Regions from separate parts of the Homo sapiens genome. Here region 1 is linked to region 2. Evidence: chromatin contacts called from ENCODE Hi-C data. All regions are on one chromosome and are shown on one strand. The core of a region is the stretch at or near the end of the contact, and the rest is flanking DNA. Distances in the headings are between cores, read along the strand shown. Region 1 overlaps AGFG1 (ArfGAP with FG repeats 1). Region 2 overlaps DOCK10 (dedicator of cytokinesis 10).

Region 1 (4,047 bases), core at 395-2,894, 2.5 Mb before region 2:
GTGAGCCAAGATCGTACCACTGCACTCCAGCCTGGGTAACAGAGTGAGACTCCATCTCAAAAAAAAAAAAAAAAAAAAAAAAAAAAAAAAACAAAAAAAAAACTAAGAGATCTTCATTAAAGAAGCTTATACTGTATATACTTTAAGAAGAAAAATGACCCAAGAAAGTCTTGAGATGCTAAGGGGTAAGCAAACTGTAAACTGGCAAATCTAAACAAATATCATCTTATTACAGTAACATCCAACTAACAGAAGGAAAAAAGGGACAAATAATATGTTTACCAACAATAACACTTAAATGAGCCAGGCGCGGTGGCTCACACCTGTAATCTTAATCCCAGCAGGCGGGTGGATCACTTGTGATCAGGAGTTCGAGAGCAGCCTGGCCAACATGGTTAAAACTCCATCTCTACTAAAAATAGAAAAATTAGCCAGGTGTGGTGGCAGTCCTCAATCCCAGCTACTCAGGAGTCTGAGGCAGCAGAATCACTTGAACCTGGGAGGCAGAGGTTGCAGTGAGCCGAGATCACGCCACTGCACTCCAGCCTGGGCCACAGAGTAAAACTCCGTCTCAAAAAAAAAGAAACACCACTTAAATGAAACTACTTTGTATTTTTAAAGACCTTGTATTAACAGAAGATTAAAATACTGATTAACTCTGGAATGTTAATATCAATAGTACAATTTCAATTGTGACCATAAAAGAAAATGGAGGGTGGGGGTAGGGGGGAGGGATAGCATTAGGAGATATACCTAATGTTAATGGGTGCAGCACACCAACATGGCATGTGTATATATATGTAACAAACCTGCACGTTGTGCACATGTACCCCAAAACTTAAAGTATAATAAAAAAAAGAAAACGGAATTCCACAAGTAAAAGGGAAAAATCAAAACAAAACCAAAAAAACTTGGCCAATTTTTTAATTAAACATGCATGTGCCATACAACCTAGCCCTAGATATTTACCCAAGTGAAATGAAAACTTACGTTCACCCAAAAACTTGAGCATAAACATTTACAGCATTTCCATTCATATATATCAAAAACTAGAAACTCCTCAAACAGAAAATGGAAAAACAAACAAGCAATGGAATACTACTTAGCAACAAGGAGGAACAAACTATTAAGATAAACAACAACTAACTTGGATTAATCTTAAAGATAATATGTTGAGTGAAAAAAGGCAATCTAGAAAAGTTATGAGTCCATTTACACAACATTCTTGGAAAGACAAAACCTGCAGTGTTGGAGAACAGATCAGTAATTGCCAGGAGTACAGTAAAAACAAGGGCTAAAAGTTTTTTGGGGTGATGGAAAACTTGCATGTTCTAATTTGAGTGGTGGCTATATGAATCTATACATATGTTAAGATTCACAGAACTGCATACCAAAAAATTATAACGTATGTCAAGAAATAAAAAAACTGTAGTCCTGATTTCGTGTTAGTATCTATAGTAACCACAATTTTTAGAGTAATTAAATTTATCATTAGCAGACTATCTTCACCTACCAAATTTGATCATTTAAGTGAATAAAATCCTGCAGTGAATCAAAACAAGTATTTTTAAGATGTGAACCTGAGGTCACTTCCCTTTTTTGCTAAAGCCCTTCTAGCTACAGGGTGAATTCAGGGTTTATAAAACACTTTTCTGTCATATTAGTCATAACTATTGGATGAAAGTGTTGGGTAAGTAAACCACATTACTTTCATGGGGCCAATACTGAAGTACCACCCATTCCAGATCCTCAAATACACATTTTAAGTCTTCAGTTTTGTGCAAAAAAAAAAAAAAAAAAGACTCAATAACTGCAGTTTTGATATCTTGAAAACATGTTTGCAAGTTAACTGGTTTCAAGAAGTTCAAAGTAGCCTACTGGTGCAGCCCAATACATTTTTGTAGTATAATTAAGACATCTGCAGATCCCCAGGAGATTTAGTTTTAATGACCACCACCCAGGTATGACTGTAACCAGATGGTGTGGCTCATTCCATATGTCCATCAGTGTGCTGCTCTTAACTAGGCCTCAAACAATCTTGCAAATAACCATTTGTTCAATTCAAATAACAATCTGTGCTGGATGAGTAAGTAGGAAAGCTTATTTAGTTAGTTTTATTAATTGTTTTTCTCCTGCTGTGGGAGAAGCTGGTAAAAATATTTTTAATAACCTGTGGAAGTTTATGTAGTTGCCAATAATACTGGCAGAAAGTAATAAAGTTGACATTTAGATCTAGCCCATCCTAGTTATTTACTAAAAATATTACATATGTTTCATAGCATAAAATTATACATTTAAAATCTAGAACAGATGGAAGGAAGGTGCCTTTAGTAGGTTATCAAATCTACAAACTATTGATGCCAAGACACCGTATATGTTGGCTAGTCCAAAATATTCGTCTATCCAGAGTCCAACATTAAAAAACTGAATATATTTAGCTTTCTATATATAATAATAAGCATGATATAAATCCCTATTGTTATTCTGAGTTTCTGGGAAAGCCACAAATACTACACCATAAGGTCCTTGTAACACTTAGAGCAAGCATCTAAAAAATAATATTCAAGTTATGACTTAAACCTAATTAAGGCATTCTAGTTAAAAGTAGTGGACAAGGCTGGGTGCGGTGGCTCACGCCTGTAATCTCAGCACTTTGGGAGGCCGAAGCGGGCAGATCACGAGGTCAGGAGATCGAGACCATCCTGGCTGACATGGTGAAACCCCGTCTTTACTAAAAATACAAAAAATTAGCGGGGCAAGGTGGCGGGCGCCTGTAGTCCCAGCTACGTGGGAGGCTGAGGCAGGAAAATGGCGTGAACCCGGGAGGCAGAGCTTGCAGTGAGCAGAGATCGCGCCCCTGCACTCCAACCTGGGCAACAGCGAGACTCTGTCTCAAAAAAAAAAAAAAAAAAAAAAGTAGTGGACAAAATCTAAATCTCTTCACATGCCCAAACCCACAACGAAATGACAGTAAAGGAATAAGAAGGTATTAACCCACAAGAGACAGAGGGTTACCATGATGTGTTTATCTCATACTGCATGCCTGTATCAAAACTCCTATCTTGTGTACCTCATAAATACATACACCTACTATGTGCCCACAAAAATTAAAATAAACAGAGCGTCAGAGAACAAGAGAAGAGTCCAAAAGCACACGACAGTTCTTGAATAACAAAATTTGGAAGATTTAAAAACAAAATACCAGCAGTAAGTGACTTTATGGAGAAAGCCAAAACAGAAGCTTCTGCAAAGGTGGGAGAAGCCAACTGGAAACTGATTCCCACCACAGGACATATCAAGATTTACTGAAGGAACTGGATACAGGTGAGGGCTTAAAGTGGGGTCAGAAATCATTAGACTCTCCAGTTCCTTAACAGCCAAAAGCATACTCCCACCAGCCCTAGGTGGGAAGTCTGAAGGAAAGTTTTAAAGAGGTTATACCACAGAGACTTCAAACTCAAGACACTGCTGAAGACTCTTGTTAGGGACCATGTGGAAAGCTGGAGGATTATCTAAGATCAAACACACAGAATGACAGTCACCTCCCTCAACTTGGTTCCCAGAACAGTGGCATCACAGGCTTTTATATTCCCCAAAAAAGAAGATTGGAGAAAATATGTCTGCACTATAAAAAGCGTGAGTTTCCAAACAAATTCAAAAAAAAAAAAAAAAAAAAAAAAGCCTAAAACACTGAACAAAAGACCTACACCAAAATACTTCAATATGAGGTTCTGAACAGCAGGAAGAAAAGAAGATCTTACATACTCCAAAAGAGGGAAGAAAAGAAGTGGGTCAGAAAGACTCAGTAATAAGAATAGCATCAGACTTCTCAACAGCAACACTGAAGGTTTGAAGACAACTAAGCAATATATTGAAAGTTCCAAGGGTAAAGTATTTTCACCTTTGTGAATGTAGGCAAACTAATTTTTAAAAAGAAGGCAGAATAAAACATTTTCAGCTTTGTGGCTTTCAAAAATGACCTCTCATTCACCTTTCATCAGGAGGCTAACGGAAATGTTGGGGGTCCTGGAAACAGAGCATCTAACA
Region 2 (4,369 bases), core at 1,258-3,757:
GGCACTGGACAGACACGAACAATGTTTGACAGAGAGTCATTCTCATAAACTAGATTAAATACATATGGGTGCCCTTATGAGAGGTATCCAATTCTTGTTTCTCTGCTATTTCAGTTCTTCTTGTTTACCTAGTGAGGTGCAGAACACATACCCAGAGGTTAATTTGCCCTTTAATTGGGGACCTTAACTACTGGACTTCAAAATGTCAAGAATTTACTGCAGTGTGCACAACTAAATAAAGGAAATTCAACAATTAGTTATCTGCAAAACACAAAGTTCTTGATTGCAAACCCAAGACCCTACCATTATTCTCCAATTTCCACAATGCAAGGCATTAAACACTTAAATCAAAGTATTGTATTAGCTTTATCTCCTGGTGGAGGCCTTAAAAGACACAAATGCATTACGGTGCCATTAAATAAGTGGTTTGTGGAGTCGACTGGGTTACAGGGATTGTACCTAGGCTAACAATCTGATCCACTAGCAATAAATTGTTGGTCTAGATATCTGGTTGCCTTCACACTCAGCAATTGGCATTTACATGACAATTAGTTTCCTTCTCAAAATTGCTTAGGTAATAATGCTTTATTGCCTTCCATTTATAAAGACAAATCCTTCTGCAGTAAAAAGACAGCCACAAGAATAAAGCATATGTAATGGTGGTATTCCATAAATTGACCAATTTTTCCATTAGAGCTTTACAGATTTGAAAGACCTTAGTCTCCCCACAAAACTTACATACAATGTGCTTTTCAGGGTAATTATTAAACAGTGAGTGACATTCATATTGAAAGCAAGGTAATGAGTAGTTTGAATGGCTACAGGAGGGCAATTTTAGGTGCTTGTTTTATTTTAAAGGAAATAACATTGGTCTGTAGTTAATTTTGCCAGTAGTGGGAAGCTGGAGTAGGCTCCAAGCCAGCAAGCAGACAGGATACCTCTGTCTCTAGGGAAAATGCAATTGGAAAACAGTCCCTATAAGATAAAAAGATAACTGCATTGATTCAGATCTCCTCAGCCTCATCTTCTTGGAGGCTGTATTTGTGTGTCTTCACCTGATCATTTGTGGAAGAAATCTGCTTCAGCTCGGAATGCTTTTCATTTTCTTTAAAAGGTAGAGGAAAAATAGTATAATGAAAAATATATTGCTTTGGAGTTGATTACTTTTTAATAGGAAAAGAACACTGTATTCTAGGTGAGAATTAGCTGCATGCCTTTGTAAAGAGCAGTATCAATCCAGGCATATATATTTGTATGAAACATGTTTAGAAATGCTATGAGCTAGCTGTGGTATTTTTGTTGTTGTCATTGTCATTATTGTTATGCCCTGGCTTCTGAGGATGGAGGCAAGGGCATGTGAGTTAGAGTTTTGTCTCCATAAGAATAAATGTTTGTCCCTTAGAGATTTCCCATTTTCAACAGCAGAGCAGGCTGAAGCTGGAAATATTAAAATACACATGACTTCTCGAAGACAGTTGGATGCCTTTAGCAAAAAAAAATCAAAAACTTCAAAAAGGGTGATTAACTAAATGCCCAACAGGAAATTCAGAAAATAATAAACCCTAAAATCAATGTATTTTATTTTCTAAATATCACACTAAGATACTTATTGGTAAGATATATACATATCTCTGGACTATAATTTTTTTCTGGAAATGGATATCTCTGACCAGTGATGAAGTCCACTATTGAAAAAGTATAACTCCTTCACTGTTTGCTGTTAGATTCTAAGATGGGCTCTGTAAACTCTGTAAGAAATGAATTTCTTACCTACCCAAACCCCTCTCCCATCAAATTCTGATTTGATGAGAATTCTCTAAATGAGAATTTTCACCTTCTAACCTATTGAAATTCAGTACTGTGAACAAATATTACAACTTTATACCTGTCTGAAAGGCTATAATTGGAGTACTATGTTATTTTAATGCAATCAAGATAATTTTATGCCTATATACCTGTACAGACATACACAGCAAATGCACAACATCTACCCCACACACACAATAAGCATGCATCACACACACACACACACTCTGCACACACAGACTCCCACATGCACCACACACCCACAAACTGCAGTCTCTGTTATTGTTGGCTCATCTACATTCTCACTCATGTGCACAGCACCCTTTATTTTCCAAGAAATTTCTAAATACTGTATACGATTAGATTGGCACAAAGGTAGTTGTGGGTTTTGCCATCATTTTTAGTAGCGCCATTTTAAAAAACCACTATTTTAAAAATAATCGCAAAAACCGCAGTTACCTTTGCCCCAACCTATATTTCACAGACATTGTCCACTTTGAAAACTGTACGTTTAGAAATACGAGGTTTTGTCGTGTTCATTTAAACTCCCCCAGACAAGTCTACTCTCATTGGTAACTTGGAGCTGCTCAGTTGGGTTGACCTTTCTAGCAGGAAGCAGTGAGCCTGAGTACCACTAACTTTAAGAGCTCTTCTGCAGGGCTGAGGCTCAGGAGAGACCACAGTGAAGGAGGAAGTAGATACTTGCTGCTTTACTTCCTTTAAGCAGGGTGTACACTGGTTGAGCTGAGCCTGCAGATGCACCATGGACCAGTCTTGTTTTTCCTATGACAGAAAGGCTGTGCAGCAAACTAACCTGCAGGCAAATGGGGAAATCTACTGGAAATGGAAGAGAAAAAAATAAAATGAATTATCCAAGCATTCTGCGATAATGAAGAAGTAATCAATGGCAAATGCCAAAAAGCTCAACAGGTTAAAAAACTTGGAATAAAGATAAAATGTAATAAGGAAGTAATAACTGAAGTGGGAAGAAATGAATAGGAGGTGCCTTACCAATTGCTCAATTTAGGACTTGTGAATCCTGTCATCATGTACATGTGTCTAAATCTTAAGCACTATGTTTCTGTTACTCTAAATTCCTAATGGTACTTTTGGGGCCATTTTAATGGAATGGATTCAAATGCATTGTCAATGAAAGCCAGGTTTCTGCCCCCCGGTTGCTTAGATTCAGTGATGATGCCATTTCCGGATTGGATAGCCTATCTAACTGAAAATAGTTAGAATTGAGCATGTTAAAACATAACATAGGCCGGGCGCGGTGGCTCACGCCTGTAATCCCAGCACTTTGGGAGGCCGAGGCGGGCAGATCACGAGGTCAGGAGATCGAGACCATCCCGGCTAAAACGGTGAAACCCCGTCTCTACTAAAAATACAAAAAATTAGCCGGGCGTAGTGGCGGGCGCCTGTAGTCCCAGCTACTTGGGAGGCTGAGGCAGGAGAATGGCGTGAACCCGGGAGGCGGAGCTTGCAGTGAGCCGAGATCCCGCCACTGCACTCCAGCCTGGGCGACAGAGCAAGACTCCGTCTCAAAAAAAAAAAAAAAAAATAACATAATTGAGCATTTAAAAAGGACTTTCACATAGTATATTGACTTTGTTTGCTGCCTTTCCTCCACCATTATTTTTCTTCCTTTCTTCCAACTTTGTTGAGCTCTCCTGTGCCATTCGACTTCTCACCTTTATTTCGACTTCTCACCTGTATTTCACTGCCAGTATTTTCCAGTAAATGATCTAGAAGCCAATTTTCCATTTCCTCCCACTCATTTCTTAGTCCCATTGCAACCTGGATCTCAGTGGTCAGTGGAAACCACAACCAAAGGCCAAGTGTCTTTCTCATCTACACCTTCTTCTCAGTACATCCTTGATGTTAAAATTAAAACACACGCATACAAAATTCGAGAATAAGACGTAGTAGACTGTATTTTAAAGACGTCCCCTCCAGACTGCCTGATTATTCAAACATGAATTTTCGTACAGCTGTGAAGGGACTTTGCAGTCATAAATTAAGGTTGATCATCAGGTGGCCTTAAAGTAGAGAAATGATTCCAGATTGTCCTGGCCTGATCACATGAGGCCCTGAAAGCCAAGGCTTTTTTCCCTGGCTACAGCAGAGAGATACAGAAGAAGAGATATGTTAGGAAGATGAGGCAAAAGGAGAAGTTAGATTCAAAGTGTGAGTGATTCAGCTGGCTATTTCTGGTTTAGAAAGGGTCCTTGAGTCAGGGGATGTGGGTGGCCTCTGAAAGCTAAGAATAACCCCTGGCTGACAGACAGCAAAGAAATGGCCACCTCAGTCCTACAACTGTAAGGAATAAATTTTGCCAACAACCTTGCATGTGCCTGAAGACAGCTTCTCCCCTGGAGCCTCCAGAAAGAGATACCACCCTGTTGACACTTAGGTTTAAGTCTTGTGGTTCTCCAAGCAGAGAGTCAGCTGAGCCGCACTGAATGCAGATTTCTGACCCATGAAAACAGATCATAAATGGAGGTTGATGTAAGCCACTAAATGTGTGGCAGTTTGTTACAGTGGCAATAGAAAACTAATA

What was found. A loop is a pair of places that touch in the nucleus more often than their neighbours do. Pooled maps may share reads with other maps.
Region 1: a pooled map shows a loop between it and region 2 (2.1-fold over the local background). The contact joins two enhancer-like sites. A Hi-C loop is called at or near these places in 2 of 50 pooled maps.

What each region holds. Positions count from the first base shown.
Region 1 is chr2:227,480,733-227,484,779 of GRCh38, reverse strand. The region is part of intron 1 of AGFG1 (ArfGAP with FG repeats 1); the gene reads right to left. Among named protein-coding and RNA genes, the nearest start is that of AGFG1, 11 kb to the right of the region's middle. Within about 2 kb of position 1,644, at least 4 of the 41 ENCODE cell types and tissues checked have a DNase peak (open chromatin) inside an H3K27ac peak, as active enhancers do.
Region 2 is chr2:224,951,594-224,955,962 of GRCh38, reverse strand. The region is part of intron 1 of DOCK10 (dedicator of cytokinesis 10); the gene reads left to right. Among named protein-coding and RNA genes, the nearest start is that of MIR4439, 57 kb to the left of the region's middle. RefSeq lists a silencer at 2,442-2,491. Within about 2 kb of position 2,507, at least 9 of the 41 ENCODE cell types and tissues checked have a DNase peak (open chromatin) inside an H3K27ac peak, as active enhancers do.